Linked DNA regions of Homo sapiens: region 1 is linked to region 2. The links are chromatin loops, found by intact Hi-C in ENCODE. Cell type or tissue: heart left ventricle. All regions are shown on one strand. Each heading gives the region's core, and the rest is flanking DNA. Links, peaks and the distances in the headings are about the cores only.

Region 1 (5,378 bases), core at 192-5,191, 270 kb before region 2:
ATGTAGGTGGGATTTACAGAACCCAGGGATGCTGCATCACTCCAGCGATAGTAACAAAGGGAGTTTATCACAGCTAGATAGTAACAGAGGGGTCCTTAGCACCCCCACATAGTAACAGTGGCCTGGAGGAGCAAAGGAAGAAGTGGTCTCCAGGTCCAGAGAGAGGGAGCTCTACAGAGAGGCTACCTGACAGAAGCTGTGTCATCCTTCAGTCAAGGGACACAGTAGACCATGGTGACCCAACAGGAGAGCTGGGGGAATAAACAGCTCCTCTGGAATTGAGATGTTCAGTTAGCCAAGTGCATTTGTTAGCTGCCCAACCACTCTAAGCTCACGAGGAGCAAGAGAAAGCATGCCTTCTTAGTAGCTACTAAACAAATCCTGAGATGAACTCTGATTGAACCAATCTGTGCCACATACCCATCTCTAAGCCAATCATCGTAGTTTTTTTGTTTGTTTGTTTGTTTGAGACGGAGTCTCGCTCTGTCACCCAGGCTGCAGTGCAGTGGTGCAATCTTGGCTCACTGCAACCTCCACCTCCCAGGTTCAAGCAATTTTCCTGCCTCAGCCTCCCAAGTAGCTGGGATTACAGGCTCCCGCCACCATACCCGGCTAATTTTAGTATTTTTAGTAGAGACGGGGTTTCACCATGTTGTCCAGGCTGGTCTCGAACTCCTGACCTCAGGTCATCCCCCCGCCTCAGCCTCCCAAAGCACTGGATTACAGGCGTGAGCCACTGTACCTAGCCAATCATCATAGTTATTGTACCTCCACTGCTCTGGTTCGTTGGTGCTAAGTCACATGCTCCTTGTTGGGTTACAGGCTCAAGGGAACTTCCTGATGGAGCGAACTTCCAGAAGGGGTGGTTCCCAAATGGAAACTCAGGTTACTTGGCATGGAAGAGAGTGCCGTAGATTCAGGGTGGCCCCAAATCAGCAAACATTCATTATATTCACGTTATAAAATGAAAGAACATTCAGAAAACAGCATAAAGTAGCATGATACCATTGGTAGGCACTGTGGGATTTCCCATCAGCCATCCTCAAAACTTATTTTTGGCAAATGAAAGTGTTGGACTAGGGTAACTCTTCCCTGCCAACATTCAACATGTGTGACTATCCCCAGAAAGTAACTACGTAGGAACAAGAACATGAGATGCTCCCAGCTGGAGCCCCAAGGGCCATTTCCAAAGCTACCAACAGAGCGTCCTCTGTGTTTCAGTAAGGGTAACTTTCTGCAAAATACAACAAAGATGTTCATGTGAAATAAAGGGGGTGATTTATGTATGAAAAGGTGGGGTGTGAGCCTTGTGAATACCATGGGAAGATGAGGTCCTTCCACTCAGGGAATAGGAGCCCCGTGGTTTGGCCCCAGATGGTAAACAGGAGTGCTGTTTAGTTGAAGAACAGCATGTCCCATTCTGTTCTTTTGGGGAGATTTAAAGCAAGACCGTTTGCAATTGGATCTAATTGATAAGTGTCTTAGTTTGGAATCCCCTGTTGGCACACCTCATATCTTAGTTTAGATTCTCTAGATACAGACCCTGAGACAAAGACTCAAGGACACATCACTTCTTTGGAAGGCAAAAGAAATACGAGTAGAGAAGAAAAGAGACCCAGGGAAAGGAGGACAACCAATATTAAGCAAGTTATCAAGACAGTTACTGCCCTAGGCAAGTGAAGCTTAATTCCACCTGTGTAGAACACATGTCTCAGAGTTATCTTACCTGAAGGATCAGCAACTCCATCTTGGAAGCTAATCCGCCATGTTGGCTTCTGATTAACCCCTGTTCCAAGAAGGCCTCTAAGATTTCTAGTTTATCTATTATTCCTTGTGTAAGAGCAGGTTCTGACTCTATATCCTGTCCTTAGGTCAAACAACCTTGATGTTATCTTACTTCAACTGTTCTACACATCCCTTCTGAACCACCCCTCTCCTATGGTATAGAAGCCCTGGGTCTGGGAGATAATGGAGTGGGGATCCACCATCTTGTCTGGCCACCGCAGGAGACACAGACGTGGCATCTGTTTCTAAGTTTCTATTAAAAGTTTCTTTCTAAGGAACTGAGTATGTCAGCATCATCTCTTCAGCCTCTCAGCTTCCTTGGACTTTGGGGTAAGTTTGCATAGACCTGCCCACTGCAAAACAATCAGGAAGCTGGGGTATTTATACACCACCTCTATCCATTCCTTGGTTGAAGGCAGCTGGAAAGAAGAGAAGGAATATTCATTCTCCAACCTCCTTTAGGCTGCTTGACTCTGACAACCAGAAGAAAAAACCCAAAAAACTCATAGAAAAAGATGCACATACTACCAGTTAGAAGTTGGGCAGTTGGCCAGGCGCAGTGGCTCATGCCTGTAATCCCAGCACTTTGGGAGGCTGAGGAGGGCGGATCACCTGAAGTCAGGAGTTCAAGACCAGCCTAGTCAACATGGTGAAACAAAATACAAAAATTAGCCGGGCGTGACGGTGGGTGCCTGTAATCCCAGGTACTTGGGAGGCTGAGGCAGGAGAATTGCTTGAACCCGGGAGGCAGAGGTTGTAGTGAGCCAAGATCATGCCACTGCACTCCAGTCTGGGCAACAGGGCAAGACTCTGTCTCAAAAACAAACAAACAAACAAAAAAAAGAGCTAGTTACCTTTATGGGCAACTGGGGCACAGTCCCAGAGGGGCCCTCAGGGGATGATGTGGAGTATACCGCAAGATTGTCTCAGGAAGGGTTGGGGAAACTGTGCTGTTTATCCGCAATGACCACTCTCAGCGGTTGAAGGTGGTGCCCGGGGCCAGCAACTCCAGTACACTTCCCTTCCCACACATGTGACCTGCCATGCGCACATGAAGCACACAGGCTCTGGGCAGAGAGATGCGGGTGCCGGAGGTTGGGTATACGTCACCAGCATTTATAGAACTGTCCATCTAGCTTCAGGCAGCTCTCTTGAGTGGGCTGAGGAGGATGAGTGAGCACTGATGCTGGCCAGGAAACTTAGGAGAAGGAGGGGAAAGGAAGAAAGGAACAAAACTAACATTTATAAAGTGCAGGGTAGTTGCCAGCCATTAGCACAGTTACTTTCGTTTTCTGATTCCCATTGTACAGTTGAGAAAAACGAGCTCAGAGAGGGAAAGTGACTTGCTCTTGACTATGTGACAGTTAAGTGCTGGAATTCCAGCTCAGATTGAGTCTACAAAGACAGTGTTCTCTATCTCCCTCTTCCTTTTCTCCTTGTCCTCCTCTTCTCTGCTTTTCTCTCCCTCTCCCTCCTCCCCACCACCTTGTTTATTTTTTTTCCAAATAATATTTAGAGTTACCAAGACAGAAGTCAAGAGGAAAGCTTTCTGGTGTCCTTAAAGATGTGCTTTATGAAAGATAGTTTTCATTTGCTCTTTTATTCATTTGACACATTTATTAAGCACCTATGATACGCAATATATAGAAAACAAGACAGACACAATCCTTGCCCCTTAGGCTTTATACTCTAGCAGGAAAAGGAGGCATTAAACAGCTAAATACACATGGCGAGGAGGGGGTAAGGGAAGCCTAGATGGGGAAGTGGGGGAGTGAGATGGGAACAGGAAGGCAGCCATAAAAAGCAATTAGTTGATTACGTTGTGATACAGGTTTCTCAACCTCCGCATTAGTGAAATTTTGACTGGATCATTCCTGTAGGCTGTTCTGGGCATTGTAGGATATTTAGCAGCGTCTCTGGCCTCTACCCACTAGATGCCAGTAGCATTCTTACCCTGGTTTTGACAACCAAAAATGTTTCCAGACATTGTCAAATGGCCCCTGGGGGGCAAAATCACTCCCAGTTGAGAACCACTGTGGTAAATAAGAAAGGCAGATACGAAAACATGTAACAAGGAAACAGAATCTAGGCATACCCACAAGGAAGTGCCTTTAGGACGAGATCCATGTGACAATAGGCATTAGCCAGGCAGAAAGCAGGAATGGCATCCTAAGTAGAGTAGACAGCATGTGCAAAGGCCCTGTAGCCAGACCTGAAAGGATACTGGAGAACAGAGAGTGGCCTGGTGAAATGGGCAGGGCTCAGTTCACACAGGGCCTTAGAGTCTGAGTTATAAATTTTAGCCTTTATCCATGGTCACTTTTCCTTTTTTTTTTTTTTTTTTTTGACACAGTTTCAGTCTTGTTGCCCAGGCTAGAGTGCAATTGTGCAATCTCAGCTCACTGCAACCTCCGCCTCCCAGGTTCAAGCAATTCTCCTGCCTCAGCCTCCCGAGTAGGGATGTGCCACCATGCCTGGCTAATTTTGTATTTTTAGTAGAGACGGGGGTTTCTCCATGTTGGCCAGGCTAGTTTCAAACTCCTGACCTCAGGTGATCTGCCCACCTCGGCCTCCCAAAGTGCTGGGATTACAGGCGTGAGCCACCATGCCCAGCCACTTTTACTTTTAAAATTCATTTCAGCATGGTTAAAATAATAAAAATAAACTAAATGACAACAGACAACATCAAGTGCTGACTAAGATGCAGAGCAACTGGAACTCCCATACACTGGTGGAAATGCACAACGGTAGAGCTTCTTTGGTTGTTTTTTTTTTTCTTTCTTTCTTTCTTTCCTTCCTTCCTTCCTTCCTTCCTTTCCTCTTTCTTTCTTTCTCTCTCTCTTTCTTTCTTTCTTTCTTTCTTTCTTTCTTTCTTTCTTTCTTTCTTTCTTTTTTTGAGACAGAGTCTTGCTCTGTTGCCCAGGTTGAGGTGCAGTGACACAATCTCGGCTCACTGGAACCTCCACCTCCTGGGTACAAGGGATTCTCGTGCCTCAGCCTCCTACAGTACAGCTTCTTTGGAAACAGTTTGGCAGGTTTGTTTGTTTGTTTGTAAAGTTAAACCTACGGTTATCATACAACTCACCAATCCTGGCCAGGCATAGTGGCTTATGCCTATAATCCCAGCACTTTGGGAGGCCAAGATGGGAGGATTGCTTGAGGTCAGGAGTTTGAGACCAGCCTGGTCAACACAGTAAGACCCCGTTTCTATAAAAATAAATAAATAAATAAATAAATAAATAAAGTAAAAATCCCACTTTTAGAAATATACCCAAATGAAATAAAAACTGTTTATTTAATAAAAACACAAAAACCTGTACAAGAACGTTTATAGTGGCTTTATTCATAAAGGCCAAAATATGGGAAACCATCTAAATGCCCCTCTACTGAGGAAAGATTGAACAAACGGCAGTACATCTGTACAATGGAATACTACTCACGAGTAACAAGATGAGAACTCTTTTTTTTTTTGAGATGGAGTTTCGTTCTTATCACCCAGGCTGGAGTGCAGCAGCATGATCTTGGCTCACTGCAACCTCCACCTCCCGTTTGCAAGCAATTCTCCTGCCTCAGCCTCCCGAATAGCTGGGATT
Region 2 (5,378 bases), core at 329-5,328:
ATAAATGCGGTGCTGCTGTATCAGCCCATATCATGTACTGTTGCATAAGTGAATTTATACAAGTGGACAGTTGCTATGATCAAGTTTTCAAACTTTCCATCTCATTCTGAGTTTAATGCTCTGATAGTGTTCAGGTAGAAAGTCAACTCCAATTCCTTGTGGACATTCACCTTTACACTTTAACACCCTGAACCCTGGCTTTCTGCCAAAATATTTTCTTTCCCAGTGGCTGGAAACTGATTAGCTAGATGGGAGAACAAAGGTGGCTTTGTACTGGGGCATATTGCTTTTGAGAATTTAGCAGAGAGCATTCAAATGGAGTCTGGATGTGATGCCAAATTATGCAGATTTGGAGTTTATTTTGGTTAGGTTTCCCATGAGTAGGTATGTAGGCAACGTAATACTGTTCTCAGTTTATATGGTCTGGAATTTCCCTTATAAATGTTATATAGGCTTTCCTTATTGATTGTTTTAAAACACAAATATGTATGATTTTGAGAAAACACATTACCAGAAGACTATTCTTGATAGGTTTTTTTGCCAAAAAGATTGTTGTACCAATGGATTTATATCCAAAGCCATATTATAAATACATTTCTGTCTCTGTAAGAGCCCAATGCAAATACTTATAAATGATTACAAGTGTCCCCAAGGGGAAAAAAATGCCAAAAAAATAAGATACCCGTAACCTTATATATTTATCTGAAACTAGGTTTTGAAGAGTGTTCACGCAGCATCAGAAAAGAATACTAAAGCTCCCCATACTCTGACATAATTGATACTTGGCATTCATTATTGTGACTTGGAAGATACTAGCCTCGTAAGAAAACCTGGGCTCTAGTTCTTTCTGTGTAACTTACGTTGTACCCTTAATTTATTGGTTATAAAGTGAAGATGATAATAGTTTAGCAATGAGGGGGTTTAGGATTAAACAAGAGAATATGAGTTGAAGCGCTATACAAACGCAAGATGGTGAGATTGGTGTTTTCTGTGGCAGCAGCTGAGACTAGGATTTTCAACTATTTTGTGGAGGAGGAGGGAAGCCATTTATTTTTTGTTGTTGTCTTTTCTTTTCTTTTTCTTTTTTTCTTTCTTTCTTTTTTTTTTTTTTTTTTTTTTTGCCTAGCCACTGGAAAACCAGGGAGAGGCATTATTGAAGTTGTTGTGTTTTTTTTTTAATTCATGTAAATTTCACTTTTTAGTTTATCCTCATTGTAGTTATTTTTGAAAATACTATTTTAACTTTTGTTTCTGCTGTTAGTTTCATTTTCTGTTTTACCTCTCATTCTCTGATGAAATGTTTTGTTTATAGACTATCTTCCTTCAGCCATATAATTTAACCATATCTGGTGTTAGGTGTTCTGTTTTCCCTTTTAGTTTATTATTTAATTAGGCGGCAGTATTTAAAGATCGCAAGATTTTGCCTAAAAACAAGACTTTCTGGCATGAAGAAAATCTGCGAGGAACTGAGAAGCAGCTATGCCATCTAAATGAGGCAGGAGCTCTCCAGTTTGCCAGAGTCCTACTACTTCCTATTGTCTGTGTCACCACCACTGAGGACAAAATACCATTGAACTTTATGCATAGTTTTTCACACAGTAAAGAAAAAAGTTAAAACTCCACCTTTGCCTCTTTCAAAATGAAAATGAGAGATCAAGAATTCCTGCTGGGCGAGGTGGCTCACACCTGTAATCCCAGCACTTTGGGAAGCTGAGGCAGGTGGATCACCTGAGGTCAAGAGTTCCATCAAGACCAGCCTGGCCAACATAGTGAAACCGCATCTCTACTGAAAATACAAAAATTATCTGGGCATAGTGGCGCATGCCTGTAATCCCAAGCCACTTGGGAGGCTAAGGCAGGAGAATCGCTTGAACCTGGGAGGCGGGGGTGGCAGTGAGCTGAGATCATGCCTCTGCACTCCAGCCAGGACGACAGAGCGAGACTCCGTCTCAAACAATAGCAACAGAAAACTGAGGGAGAGTGTTTATTTGCAGAATACCAAAATTCCGAAGTGTTTGTTTGATATGCATCAGCATCAATTACATTATCTGCCCACTCAGCCTCTGATATTGGTATATGATTTTACTCTCTGATTTACCTTGAGAATCAAATATCCCACTTCAAGTATTTGAGTTGAATATGATAAACATGCAAATTGCAGGCGTGTTTTTGTTTTGTTACCGAGGCTGGAGTGCAGTGATCATAGTGCGCTGCAGACCTGAATCCTGGAGTGAAGCCATCCTCCCATCTCAGCCTCCCAAGTAGCCGGGACTCCAGGCAGACGCTACCTACCACACCTGGCTAATTTTTTTTTACTTTTCATAAAGACAGGGTCTCACGCTGTTGCCCAGGCTGGGCTCAAGTGATCCACTCACCATGGCCTCCCAAAAAAGCACTGGGATTATAGACGTGAGGCACCACGCCCAACCACATTACAAGTTTTTTAAACAAGTGAAGGAAAAATGTATTTTAAGTAACTGGTTTAAAATGATGTTTTAAGGCCGGACACAGTAGCTCTCACCTGTACTCCTAGCACATTGAGAGGCTGAGGCGGGAGGATCTCCTGAGGCCAGGAGTTCAAAACCAGCCTGGGCAACATAGCAAGACCCTATTCAAAAAAAAGTAAAAATACATATATATTTAATGATGTTTAAGAATATGTAAGATCTGGCCAGGTGCGGTGGCTCACGCCTATAATTCCAGCACTTTGGGAGGCCGAGGTGGGTGGATCATGAGGTCAGGAAATCGAGACCATCCTGGCTAACACGGTGAAACCCCATCTGTACTAAAAATACAAAAAGTTAGCCAGGCCTGGTGGCACACACCTGTAGTCCCAGCTACTCGGGAGGGTGAGGCAGGAGAATTGCTTGAACCCGGGAGGCGGAGGTTGCAGTGAGCCGAGGTCACGCCACTGCACTCCAGCCTGGTCGACAGAGCGAGACTCCATCTCAAAAAAAAAAAAAATATGTAAGATCTATCATAGTTTCATTTGCCATATTTAATGTTTAAAAGTGAATGAGCTCTATCAAATTTAACTTCAACATTGGTTTATTTTGTGATGTGTATTTGAGATGGCCACCTAGTGGTTTTTTCTGGTATGGCATTTTACTACTGTACTAGATTATGATCTGATTAGAATAAGCTTATTAGCTAGTTTGTTTATATACCAAATATATTTTGAGTTATCCTTTCTGTACAGATTCAGCTGCAAGTGAATAGATATTTTTACAGCATTTCTATAATTATTTTGTTTTATTTTTAAACAGAAGAAGCAGACTACAGTGCCTTTGGTACAGACACGCTAATAAAGAAGAAGAATGTTTTAACCAACGTATTGCGTCCTGACAACCATAGAAAAAAGCCACATATAGTCATTAGTATGCCCCAAGACTTTAGACCTGTGTCTTCTATTATAGACGTGGATATTCTCCCAGAAACGCATCGTAGGGTACGTCTTTACAAATACGGCACGGAGAAACCCCTAGGATTCTACATCCGGGATGGCTCCAGTGTCAGGGTAACACCACATGGCTTAGAAAAGGTTCCAGGGATCTTTATATCCAGGCTTGTCCCAGGAGGTCTGGCTCAAAGTACAGGACTATTAGCTGTTAATGATGAAGTTTTAGAAGTTAATGGCATAGAAGTTTCAGGGAAGAGCCTTGATCAAGTAACAGACATGATGATTGCAAATAGCCGTAACCTCATCATAACAGTGAGACCGGCAAACCAGAGGAATAATGTTGTGAGGAACAGTCGGACTTCTGGCAGTTCCGGTCAGTCTACTGATAACAGCCTTCTTGGCTACCCACAGCAGATTGAACCAAGCTTTGAGCCAGAGGATGAAGACAGCGAAGAAGATGACATTATCATTGAAGACAATGGAGTGCCACAGCAGATTCCAAAAGCTGTTCCTAATACTGAGAGCCTGGAGTCATTAACACAGATAGAGCTAAGCTTTGAGTCTGGACAGAATGGCTTTATTCCCTCTAATGAAGTGAGCTTAGCAGCCATAGCAAGCAGCTCAAACACGGAATTTGAAACACATGCTCCAGATCAAAAACTCTTAGAAGAAGATGGAACAATCATAACATTATGAAACCGTGGTTTGAATGTTTTCAGAGTGAGGATGCCATGAGGACTTGTACATTTGGCTAGTTTAAAAGCATATATACCTCTGACCAGTGACGTGGAATAGGCATGAGACGAGTAACGTTGCAAGCTTACAATATTATTAAAGTAGTAGTTTGATAATTGTTAATATAAACTTTGGTGGATCAGAGGTGAATTTAAGTCCAAAACAAAGGGGCCTTTGCTGATGAAGTTACGTGCTTTTGCTGTTTTGTCTGTGGAGAATCAGATGTTAAAGCACATTCTTGGAACTATGTGAGAAGACTAGATCATTTCTGTTGGAAGTGGTTGCATATTTAACCTGCTGTGCAGAGCCCAGTTAATTTTTCCTTTAACTGTATTTTTAAAATTCTAATGTGAAGTCTGATTCTCTCTTGTGGTACATTGGGGACCTCAGCTCTTAAAGGTCTCATGTTCCCAATATTTTATTTTGATTTTTTTTTTTTTTTTTTTTTTTTTTTTTTTTAGTGACTGGGTCTCACTCTGTTGCCCACACTGGAATGCAGTGGCATGATCACAGCTCTCTGCAGCCTCAATCCCCTGGGCTCAAGCAGTCCTCCCACCTCAGCCTCCTGAGTAGCTGGGACCATAGGCACATACCACCACATCTGTCTACTTTTTGTATTTTTTGTAGAGACAGGGTTTCGCCATGTTGCCCAAGTTGGTCTTGAACTCCTGGGCTTAAGCAGTCCTGCCTCGGCTTCCCAAAATGCTAGGATTAGAGCCACCATGCCCAGCCTATTTTGATTTTTGTTTTTTTATGTTCCTTTCTAATAAATTGTAACAAATGATGTTCTCAAGTACATTTCCAGTTTCTTTTCTTTTCTTTCTTTTTTTTTTTTTTTTTTTTTTTGAGATGGAGTCTCGCTCTATCGCCCAGGCTGGAGTGCAGTGGCGCGATCTTGGCTCACTGCAAGCTCTACCTCCTGGGTTCACACCATTCTCCTGCCTCAGCCTCCCAAGTAGCTGGGACTACAGGCGCCTGCCACCATGCCTGGCTAATTTTTAGTAGAGACGGGGTTTCGCAGTGTTAGCCAGGAAGGTCTCAATCTCCTGACCTCCTGATCCGCCCGCCTCGGCCTCCCAAAGTGCTGGGATTACAGGCGTGAGCCACCGCGCCCAGTTGTGCATTTCTGGTTTCTAAGAATCAAACCACTTGGCTGTTTTTAGGAGTTACTTCCCATGTTATAAAGCTGAGGAAGCTTTTTTTTTTTTTTTTTGAGACAGAGTCTCTGTCACCCAGGCTGGAG

The links. A loop is a pair of places that touch in the nucleus more often than their neighbours do. Peaks named below come from ENCODE experiments on the same cell type or tissue, not always from the same donor. Only the 100,000 strongest peaks of a DNase experiment are listed, where the experiment ranks them.
Region 1: it touches region 2 in a loop (2.8-fold over the local background); 8 of 110 quality-filtered maps call a loop at or near these places.

Annotation. Positions count from the first base shown.
Region 1 is chr20:50,480,805-50,486,182 of GRCh38, forward strand. No RefSeq gene overlaps it. Among named protein-coding and RNA genes, the nearest start is that of PTPN1, 27 kb to the right of the region's middle. RefSeq lists enhancers at 2,978-3,027, 3,068-3,177. In heart left ventricle, for the core only: no CTCF peak of the experiment used is centred there; a DNase peak (open chromatin) is centred at 2,837; H3K4me3 peaks cover 1,217 bases; H3K27ac peaks cover 1,180 bases.
Region 2 is chr20:50,746,393-50,751,770 of GRCh38, forward strand. PARD6B (par-6 family cell polarity regulator beta) reads left to right here. Exons shown (of 3, transcript NM_032521.3): 3 at 3,267-5,378. The coding sequence ends at 4,096. Among named protein-coding and RNA genes, the nearest start is that of PARD6B, 18 kb to the left of the region's middle. In heart left ventricle, for the core only: a CTCF peak has its summit at 3,087 (motif pointing left); no DNase peak of the experiment used is centred there.